Regions from separate parts of the Mus musculus genome. Here region 2 is linked to region 1. A link is a loop called in an ENCODE intact Hi-C map of the cell type or tissue named here. Cell type or tissue: heart. All regions are shown on one strand. Links, peaks and the distances in the headings refer to the core of each region. The heading gives the core; the rest is flanking DNA.

The links. Hi-C counts contacts between places; a loop is a spot of excess contacts. Peaks named below come from ENCODE experiments on the same cell type or tissue, not always from the same donor. Only the 100,000 strongest peaks of a DNase experiment are listed, where the experiment ranks them.
Region 2: a loop joins it to region 1, with 1.8 times the contacts of the local background. A loop is called at or near these places in 4 of 42 quality-filtered maps.

The regions. Positions count from the first base shown.
Region 1 is chr16:57,264,381-57,269,756 of GRCm38, reverse strand. It overlaps Tmem30c (transmembrane protein 30C), which reads left to right. Exons shown (of 8, transcript NM_027651.1): 8 at 3,163-3,618. The coding sequence ends at 3,347. Among named protein-coding and RNA genes, the nearest start is that of Gm26800, 12 kb to the left of the region's middle. In heart, for the core only: no CTCF peak of the experiment used is centred there; DNase peaks (open chromatin) are centred at 1,486 and 2,466; H3K27ac peaks cover 677 bases.
Region 2 is chr16:57,314,294-57,319,669 of GRCm38, reverse strand. Cmss1 (cms small ribosomal subunit 1) reads left to right here. Exons shown (of 10, transcript NM_025599.3): 3 at 1,690-1,764; 4 at 3,379-3,508. Among named protein-coding and RNA genes, the nearest start is that of 4921517D16Rik, 15 kb to the left of the region's middle. In heart, for the core only: no CTCF peak of the experiment used is centred there; no DNase peak of the experiment used is centred there; H3K27ac peaks cover 689 bases.

The sequences.
Region 1 (5,376 bases), core at 79-5,078:
TTTGGAACCCTCCCAAGAAAAGGAGCCCCAAAGAAGTGATGACTGGGTACATTACATACTGGTTTTAAAAGGAGTTATCAATTGTGGAAGAACACCTGAGGGTTGGTGTGACCAAATTTGTTTGTGCAGATTCCTGATGGCAACAATATTTCTTCCTTACTTCTTTGTTTAAATTCCTTTTTTCCTTCCTTCCCTTTCTTTTTTCCTTCCTTTTTCTTCCTTCCTTCTTTTCTTTCCTTTCCTTTTCTTTCTTTCTTTCGTTCTTTCTTTCTTTCCTTCCTTCCTTCCTTCCTTCCTTACTTCCTTCTTTTTTTTCTTTCTTTTTTTTTTTTTGTGACAGAGTCTCACTATGTAACCCTGGCTGTCCTAGAACTCCCTCTGTAGACCAGGCTGGCCCTAACCTCTTGCCTCTGTCTCCCAAGTGCTAAGATTAAAGATGTTTATCCCCACACCTGACTGAAAGTCTGTCTTCACATGTCTGAGGCCATTTGTCATCTCCCGCTACATTTTCAGGAGAGAGTGGAAGGGGAGTGTGTCCTCCTTGTCCTTAATGACTTTCAAATACCTTCAGCCAAAACAGTGTGCAGAAGTGGCAAATACAGGGTCCACTATCAAATATCATCATGTAACTGTGTCCGGATTAGATACTTAATATGTCTTTTGGTGTTTTGTTTTGTTTTTTTAAGGACCAGCAGCCAGTAGCACTGTCAGGTATGGTTAAATAGAGGAATAATTTGTCCTCAAGAAAGACCAATAAATGGTAGAGCCTAGACATCTAAAGCATTGGGGTAAGGCACTGTCGTATAGAGTGGAATGAGATGAGGGAGTTAAGAAATTAGAGGGGAGGGGATAGTAAGAGTACACTTGGAGGGTAGACTGGAATAGCAGAAACTGACAGAGACGATAGAACTTTTAGACAGAAGTGTGTTAGAGCGAAGGAAACCCATCTCCCCCGCTTACCACCCCAGGAAGGGTGAAGCTTCTGTCCGTGGCCAACCCTACCTATGAACCAGATACAGACGAGCCAGCAAGCAATGGCTTGCTCGATGAAGACTTCACTGTGTGGCTACGGACAGCTTGGCTCAGGCCCTGCCAGGAATGCTGTGAGCTGTGCGCTCCACATGTGTACTCTTCCTCTCTTCGGATCAGAGCCAGCCAGTGGGAGTTGATGTCTTAGTAACAGACATATGGGCCAAGTTAGGAGACATATGTTTGAATAACAGATTGTGATTTTTTTTCCCTTCAAATTCAAAAATACAAATGTGACTCTTGATTTAAAAAAAAAAAAACGTAGATTTAACTATAAAGTGTAACTAAGCCTTATCTTTAAGAAGTTATAAATTTACACGTAATTTATATTAACTGTGGTCTTCAGAGCTCATGTCTCCAAAGCAGGTAGATTTCTTAGGCAGGCTCACACTCAGCTTTGAATCAGCCACCCAGTTAAGCACGCGCACCTCTTACAGCATGCCAGGGTTACTGGCTGAGATTGTTCTAGAGGACACCCAGCAGGCCAGAGCTGCTCCACACGGACTGTTCACTTGTGTAGTCTCCCTAGCTCCCAGTGAGGTTGAATGAGAAACTCCTGTTTCTCTTTTCCCCCAGGACTGAGCAAATGTTCTTCCCCTAAACTCTCTCCCTAGTCCCGGGATAGAAAACCACAGTGTGAAATTTCTTCTCTCTCTCCTCCATTTCTTCTCTCTCCTAGAGCAGGTTTGTAGAACTCTCCAATGGGAAAGTAGAGCTGCTCCTCTGTGGGATCCCTGCTGACTGACATCCCTGTCCTATCCACCTTTGCTTTCTCTTGCAGTGGTTGCTTTAAAACAGGGATAGAACGTTGCCTGGTGACTGTCTCTCAAGTTGAATCTCCTGACCCCACAGACCTGTGTCGACCATAACAGTAAAGTAGAGGAGAGATGGCACAGACTGAACAATGCTGCCCTCTCCCTTGGCTGTAATGAGTCTGGGATGGGAATGACGAAAGGAAGCCATACCCTAAAAGCGATACACTGTTTCTATTCTCCTCTCTGGACATGCTAAGTCTCCTCCATGATTCTGCTAACAGCCACACTTGGCCGCTGATTGGAAGCTGATTGTACACAGCTTCAATGCTGAGTGTCACCCCCTGCTTGCACTCCCCCTGTGTGATGGCTTAAGAAGTAAACCTGGCCTGCAGCATCACTCTCTCCTACTGGAAGGGAAAAGGGGGGGTCTGGAGGTGAGGATAGGACTCTTTCAGCTGATCTAGGAGAGAACACAGGTAAGGCAGCACTGGAAGATAAAAGACCAAGTGATAATGAAGGGAGAGAGAGAGAGAGAGAGAGAGAGAGAGAGAGAGAGAGAGAGAGAGAGAGAGAGGTTTGTTCCTAACATAGTTCCTTGTGCCTTTAAATAGTTCATTGCCAAGAGATTGGAAGCCCTTTAAGGGCTTGGCTGGGAAATGCCTCTGTCGTCTGTGTTGCTATGAGAAGGCTTTGTTTGTTTATTAGTTTCATTTACAAAAGGCACCAGATGTTCAAAACCCTCAGGCCACAAGCCCCATGAAGATGATATCATTACAATGCTACATAGCAAGCCCACTTCAAACACTTTCTCACAGGCAACAGGACACTGACTTTTCAAAACCATGACAAGCACCCTGCTTTTAGATTTAGAGTTCTCACCAAAAAATGTTTCTGTGTTCATCCTGAGGCTTTATTTATTGTTCTTACTCCTCGGAAGGAATTTTCTCTGTTGAAGGGACTCAAGCCTTATCCAGTTAAGGAACTTGGCCTTTTCTGAGTCTTCTGGTTCACGAATAAAGCCTCAGGTTTGCTGTGAACGAACGCTGTCTCTATCCTTTGTGCTACCTTGGACTCATCAAAGGGAATTAGATTATCTGTTCACTAGCCAGCTATTGACAAGTCACCCAGATCTATTTGTGTCCACATCTTCTCTCTACACTACAGCTATGTTGAAGAGAGCCTTGTTATGACTAATTTTATTCTAGCAAGATAGAGTTTTATTTGACTGCGTGGAAACACATGAAACAGAATAATCACCTGGGTTGGTTTTCTTTTGTCTGTGAAAAAGATCAATTTTATATAACTTAATTTAGTGTGTTTGCATATGCTATGGTATAAATGACAAATACTGAGCCAGGTCCTTAACAGATCTTCTTAGACTTTCCAGTAACCATGTTCCAAGGAGAAAAGTCCATTGTCCTTTCCACTCTGACATGGATCGGGGGAGGAGGCCTTTTCTTGGGGCTGACTTACACAGTGACGGGGGCACTGACGCTGTTGGCCTCTTTTGCCATCCTGACGATTCACTTGATGCTGAAAAGGAGTAAACTGAATTTCCTGTAGAGGTGGTGTCCAGATTTAAAGAGAAGAAGAGCAGAAGGCAGCAGCAGACAATGGAGTGATAGACCCAAAGATCCCTGGCAAAGCTTGAAGAGTTCCTGAGCCACCTCAAGGAGGAGTGCTGGATTGATGGAATCCAATATAATCCTAACTACAAGGATAAATGACGAGGTTCCCAGAGTGTGTGTGGGGGGGGGGGGAGGAGGAGCAAATAAAAAAATATATGTACAGTAAAATGTTCTTGGAATAAAGATGAGAAATGTTTTTGAACTCTAGACCAAGTGTTAAGAATCAGTTTGGAGTCCTTGTACCTCAGAGTGGGTGAGTTCCCTGGGGGTCTGCTCTCAAGGCAAGAGCAAGTGAGCCAAAACTGAGTCCTTTTAGCCATCCAGTCAGGCTCAGGCTGGTGGCTGGCTGGATGACGTTATAGACTTCCAAAGACCAACTGTTGAGCTGAGCAACAGAACTGAGTCACAACCAACTTCTTCTGTTTAGACCAAGCAGTGCTTAGCCACCTCCCGAGTATCCAAACTAAAATACACCAAAAAAGCAAGTTTCTTTCATGTTACCCAAGATAAAAAGCATTAGGAGTGAGACCTCCGCTATCATGGGTCACATGCACGCTCCCAGGAAGGGCCTGTCCCAGTCAGCACTGCCCCACGGCCACAGCGTCCATGTGGCTAAAGTGAAGAAATGGATTTACAAACTGGTCTGACTCCCTCCCAAATAGGTGTGAGCCTGAGGAACTCTCACGGTGTGGCACGGGTCTGTCTTGTGACTGGTAGTAAAATCTTAAGAATCCTGAAGTCCAAAGGCCTTCCCCCCCCCACCCCCCACCCCCGCCCCCGATCTCCCAGGGGACCTCGACCGTTTGACTAAGAAAGCAGTTCCGGCCTGAAAGCATCTTGAGAAGAACAGAGACGATAAGAATGCTAAATGCACCTGACTCTGACAGAAAGCAGAATTCACTGGTTGGCCACTACAGGACTAAAGTGGGTAGGTACTCCCACCCAACTGGAAATGTGAGTTGTCCACAGCCTCTGCTCTAGTGACATAAACTCTCTAGTGTACACGATAAAATAATTTTTGAGTAAAAGAAAAAGCATCAGGAATGACTGATTCTTCAAACTGTATTGAGCCAGTTGAGGACACAAACTGATACTAAAACGACACTATCTGGAATACAAATGATAGCTGGCCGCAAACCCACTCTCAGTCCAGGCTGGCCTTGAACTCATACTCCTCCTCCTTCAGGATCCCTGTGCTAAGACTGCAAGCCCGAGCTACCACACTAGTTACATTACTTATTCACCCCCTTGTGACGGGTGACCGAACACCTGGCAAGAAGCAATTTAGAAAACGGTCCTGATGGTGCACCATCTTTAATCCCAGCAGTGAGGAGGCAGAGTCAAGTGGATCACTGTGAGTTTGAGGCCAGCCTGGTCTACATAGTTCTAGGGCAGCCAGACTTAAAAAGAAAAAAGAAGATGAAGCAGCAGCAGCAACTTTTTTTTTTGGCGGGGGGGGGGGGGGAGAGGGGGGCGGCGGTATTTTGGTTTAGAGTTCCATCATGACAGGGAAGGCTTGACTGTAGGATTCAAATAGTAAGACGTCCATGACAAGACTGGTGTGACGGTTAATACTGGCAGGTAACGTCTTGGAACTTAGACTTGCTTAAGAGCCGGAGCCGGAGCCGGAGCCGGAGCCGGAGCCGGAGCCGGAGCCGGAGCCGGAGCCGGAGCCGGAGCCGGAGCCGGAGCCGGAGCCGGAGCCGGAGCCGGAGCGAGCCGGAGGCAGCTGGCCACATCACATCCATCAGGAGTCAGAAATCAGAGAGAAAGATGCATGCTGGTACTCAGCTGGCTTTTGCCATTGGTGTAGTCTGGGACTCCAGCCCCTGGAATGGTGTTTCCCACATTTATTTTGGATCTTCCTCCTCAATTTGAAGTAGATAATTCCTCACAGCTATTCCCGGAAGTTCGTCTCTTGAGCAAGTCTAAGTCCCAATACGTTACCTGTCAGTATTAACCGT
Region 2 (5,376 bases), core at 223-5,222, 50 kb before region 1:
CCATCATGGCCTCCTTTTTCTTTCACGTTTTCATTCAGGAACCTCATGGCAGCCTTCCTGCCTCGGCCTCACAAGGGCCGGATTGTAGGCCTGGGTCTGGTGTATGCTTTAAGGGCTTAACTAATTACATCCAGACCTTTGCTTAGAAGAGCTGAATGCTCCCTTGTTCTATAATTGGATGCTTATGGCCATCTGGCATCTTCTGTGACATATTAGTGGCCTTGGCCCAGTTTCTTATTGGCAATGTACGAACATTAAATTGACATTAATCTACATCCACAAGACAGCTTAAGTTTCTAAGTAAGTGAGACAGTATCTTTATTTTCTTAAGCTGCAAGGCAATTAGTCTTTACAGGTTTTTTTGTTTAAACTGTAAAGAAGCTAAAGATTAATGATAGCCATGTTATTTTAATCTCAACCCTTTAAAATCTACTCTACTTCCTAAAACAGTATCCAAATACTGTGTCATTGGTCCAATGCCTTAAGTTACAGTCATTATATCCCTCTTTGACTTGAGGCTATAGGCATTCCTAATCTGTGGGTTCTGTTGTTGTGGTCGTCGTTGTCGTCATTATTGTTGCTATTGTTGTTGTTTGAGATAGGTCTCACTTTATAGTCTGGCTGTCCTGGAACTCACTATGTAGACCAAGCTGGTCGCAAACTCACAGAGGTCCTCTGCTTCTGCTTCTTGTGCAGCGATCAAAGGTATGTGCCACCGTGAACAGCTTCAATCTGCCCTTTTTCTTAGAAAGATTCATCTGTGATCATTTTGAGCAGAACAGTAGAGACACGGTTGCTCTAGCTGGTGGCTGACTATTTAAACAGATACTCTCTACTTGGAATGAATCTAACATAATAATTCCACTTTGCATCTTACTTGGCAACCTGCTTGAAATGTTGCATAAACATCCAGCACAGGAAACATTTTATTTTGCTGCTTATGATTAATACATGTGGAACCTGCACATTCCGTTTTATAAATCAAGGCCTTAGTCAAAATTTCCTGCTTTTCTACCTTAAAAAACAAAACTGACTTTAAAAATAGCATGGAACGATACACAGTTCTTAGGGTTAAGGCCTCTGGCAAATCAATCACTCTTGACGCTGTAGTGCGGAGCCTGTATTCAGAGCATCAGCAGGAATGTTCATTCTGTAGTCATCTTTAAATGACTACGTAGGTACAGCTGGCTTCGTGAAAGCCTAAGTAAATACATGCTCCTTCTGATTCTCTGTGCTGTTGAAAAGAGGGAAGGAGAGGCTACTATAAACAATGGCGCTCGGGAAAGCGCAGGCTTCTGCATGAAGCTCATGGAAACTTCAGCTGCTCTAGTCAAGGGCTGCCTTGCCACATCACCATTTAAACACATCTATTTCTGCCCTTGGTTTCCATCTCTAATCATCTGCACACATCAAACACACATAGACACTCATTCACTCACACATTTTGATGTCTGTTCAAAGATTTTTTTTTCCGGCCTTACATCATCTGCACTTTGTGACTTTCTCAAACTCTGTCGCCTCAGCTGCTGCTGCCTAAGGGCTCCAGTGGGCTGTGCAGCATCTCGGTGGAATGTTCCCAAGGTCCTCTGAGGAGGGTATGCTGAGCAGAAGGTGCTCTGGGAGTCATGCCACTCACTGATACTTCATTGCCGCAAAGATGAAAGCTCTCTTGTTTATATTTCTTCACAGCCCACTGAGTGTTTCCTGACACAAACAAAGGAACCCAAAGCAGAGGACTCTCGGAAGACCAGGAAGTGGAAGAAGGTACCAGCAACAGTTTGTGACAGTGGTGTGGCCACATGTGGCATCCATGATACTTTACTCTGTCGTACTTCCGTGAAGCTATTTATTTCAGTCCCTGACTTAGTGATTCTGGATCTGTAAGGTTCAGTGATTCGAGATCCTTTGAACTTTCCACAGGTCACTAGAAGTAAGTTTTCTTTGGGGAACTAAAATGAAACTTTCCTGACTGCCATTTCACTCCTGTGAAACACAGGGCTGGGTTCTCACTGAGACTTCTAGAAGGAGCCGGAGTGCCTCCTGTGCTCACCCCTCTGCTTTTGTCCAAGTCCATCACCACTCTCCTTTTCTCATTCATTTGGTCTTTTAAACCTTCCACTCAAGTAATAATGAGAAGAAAACAAGCACACAAAGGTACCTTAGTGTATTTCTAACTCTGGTCCAGGCCATAAGTTAAAGGCAGACGCTCTCTCTTGCTCCTAAATGATGTCTCTGCTCACAGAGAAGCCTCTTGCTCCTGGACAGACTTTCTGGTTAGCTTTTCCCTTCTACCACAGCAGTGTGGTTTGCCTCCTGCCGAGCAGGGTGTGCTGCTGAGGTCACAGGAGGAAGTGCTTGGGATGAGAGAAATGGAGGGTCTCAGCCAATTAGCTGTCCAACAGCAGGCGTTCAGAAAGGAGCAGGCCACTCTGGTTTCTTCTCTCACAAATGGCCAAATAGGAAGGTGGGACGTGCCAGATTGGCTGAGGTCTGGCAGGCCTTTAGAGAAGTCCTTCACTTCACCTTGACTGCTCACTCTTTCTGGACCTTAGGCACCCTTAGGTTCTGGAGGTTTGAGGTCAGAGGTCTAGCTAGTTTAGCTTGGCTAAGGCCATGTTAACTTAGGGTGCTAACCAAGGTGCCACTGGTAGGTCAGCACCTTTGATGGAACCTTGAGTAGTTCTGACAGTGCTGTAGAAATGAGAACATTGGGGCAGAGGGGTGGAGAGGAATGTCTCTTTCTGGGTCTTTGGAGAAACATTAAAAGGAAATAAGGAAGTTTATGATAAACATGGATAATCCTGCTTCCCTGTATTGCATGCATGTAATAAGTTCTATACAAAGAAGTCCATATCAAAAGAGATGTGACATCTGTTTTCTTGTGTCTCTGTGAGGCCTTCGGCTTGTCTCCGAGACCAGAAGAGTCAGTGGTCATGTCCACTTTGCAGTTGGCACCCATGCTCAGCTTAATCTGCAGAAGTCCAGCCTGGGGCTCGCCATCTAAACAGGGTGCACCGGAAGTTCTCCAAATCCCATTCTTTCAAGAGTGTACAGATCGTATAGGAGTTAAAAAGAAGTTTCCATAGAACAAGACTTCTAAGACTTTTAACAGAAAACATTTTGTGCTGAGTGGAAAATTTTCACGTCTAAAAGATGCAAACCAGACATTACAGGGAGCCCGCTAGAGCATCTCTTCATTTTTCAAGCACTCACTATGTCATGAGGCTTCCCATGAGGGATTGTTTAAAACTCAAGTTCTTTCTCAGCTATCACTAAATGCTATATGCCATTTAAATGCCAGAAAAATGAACCTCTACCATAGGCCATTATAAAGTCTGTGTTCTGCTTTCTCTCCCCCACCCCCTTCTCTTGTTTTAGAAGAAAATTTCTGATATTCTTGCAAAATCAGAGCCCAAACCAGGGACCCCTGAGGACCTTCAGAAGCTGATCAGAGACCATTACAGCAGCAGCCGTTCCGTGATAGAATTAGAAGAACTGCACCTACCAGGTACAGCCAGGCTTCTGTTTTCCTAAGGAACAAACTGGGTTCAGGTTTTGACTGTTTTGTAGTTAGGTGCTCCACGTTGAAAATGTATCCCTTTTCCACGCACACACTCTTAATCCTTGTTCCTCCATCTAGACATTTTTAACTGTTAGTGATTTATATCGGACATTAAAAATGTATTTGCAGAATTGAATACCAAGATTTATGAATGTACTTTTCTTTTACTGAAAATATTAATTATTCAGTATACAATCTTATCAGATGCTTCAAGAGGTAAATGTCTCCAATGAAGATAAGATACTAAACTCACAAAAGGACATCTCACACCTTTAAAAAGTATTGGTGTAGAACTTGGTTGATTCTTCCTGTAAATAAGAACTTTAATCATGGCAAGTCTGTTAGAGCGGGTCCTGAATCCCAGAACTCCAGAGATAGTAGTATCACAAGTTTGAGTCTAGCCTGGGCTATAGAGCAAGTACTCTATCCCCCCAATTTTTAAAAAATCTTTATTAATTAAGTATTTTAGTTTTGTTGTTGTGGAGTTCCAATTGTAAAATAGTATTTGGGCTGTACCCCAGACTCTTTCAAGCCAACTAGCTAAATGGGGTGATAGAATTCTGCATTTTCACAGAAGCAGCTAGAGTTTGAGGTCTGTTGCCTTACGTAGAATGAGAAGGTGCTGCACAAGTCAAGGCACTGCTACTCTGAGCTTTTAGGTTATGATACATCCATAAGGTTCCTTCCTCAGCAAGGATAGAAGACAGATGTTAACCTGAAAGCCAGCCATAAGGAGCTTTGGCACTTGTGTGGCAGATAAGCTGTTTCCAGACTGCGGGACACAGCTAGTGCCACGTTGGGAAAAGGTCAACAGAAGCTGACTTTCCATTCCAGCTTTATGCTTTCTAGAAGCCTGAGAAGCTGAAGAACAGCCTGTTCCTGCATAGTTACAATTCTTCTGGGCTCTTTCTTAAGTGTTCTTTGGGGTTAGCAGAAGGAGTGGGCGCACACACACACGCGCACGCGTGCACACACACACACACGTTCTTTTCCAAGACAGTTGCCCTTTGGGGAACTGGAAGCATACACTTAGATATAAACAGGAGCAGGGTTCTAAAGTTTACTGAGCCCGGAGGGCTGCTCCTCTCTTGGAGGGCTGTGTCCTGGCTGTTCTAAGTGAGAGCCTGTGTGTCCCACAGGCTCTGGTCAGCCTGAAGCTGATCAACAAACCTTGAATCCTCTGCAGAATTGTTAAGAGCTGAAGGTTAAAAGATATCCTTGGGGTTCAGCTGAGCTCTGGGTTATGTTATTGTTCTAAAGCTCCATAACACAGCTGGATAAGATCATGGGCTCATGGATGCTCTGGGGAGGTGGGAGTGGGATCGGGGTGGATATGTTAGAACAGCCAGAAAGAACAGGCTTTGTTTTCAGCTAAAAGATGACTACTTGAGGCATCGTCAATTAAGGCGTATGAGAAGGTTTCAGAGAAAAGGCCCTGGTCACCACACAAAGACCAAGAACAGCCTCCAGAGGTAGGAGCCATGTTAGCTGAAGAGATAGAACACCACTCGCTGTTCAGAATCAGCTAAAGAAGGGGTCTGAATGTATTGTTCCAAATCAGTCTGTCAAGTGTCTGACTTGATTTTAATTGCCTGGTGTCTGAAGGGCAGGGACATGTCCTCTTAATTACTATTAATTGTGCTGCACACTGCTAACATCTTTCATGTGGGGACTTAATTAGGGATTTCCAGACCAAAGACTCTGGGAGCTAATTGACCTCTGCTGTCTTCTGAGAGCTGGTTTGGTTTAGCTCAGTGACCCTAAGTTGGCTAGCTGCAACCAACTCACCCAGCAACGCAAACAAGAGATTCAAC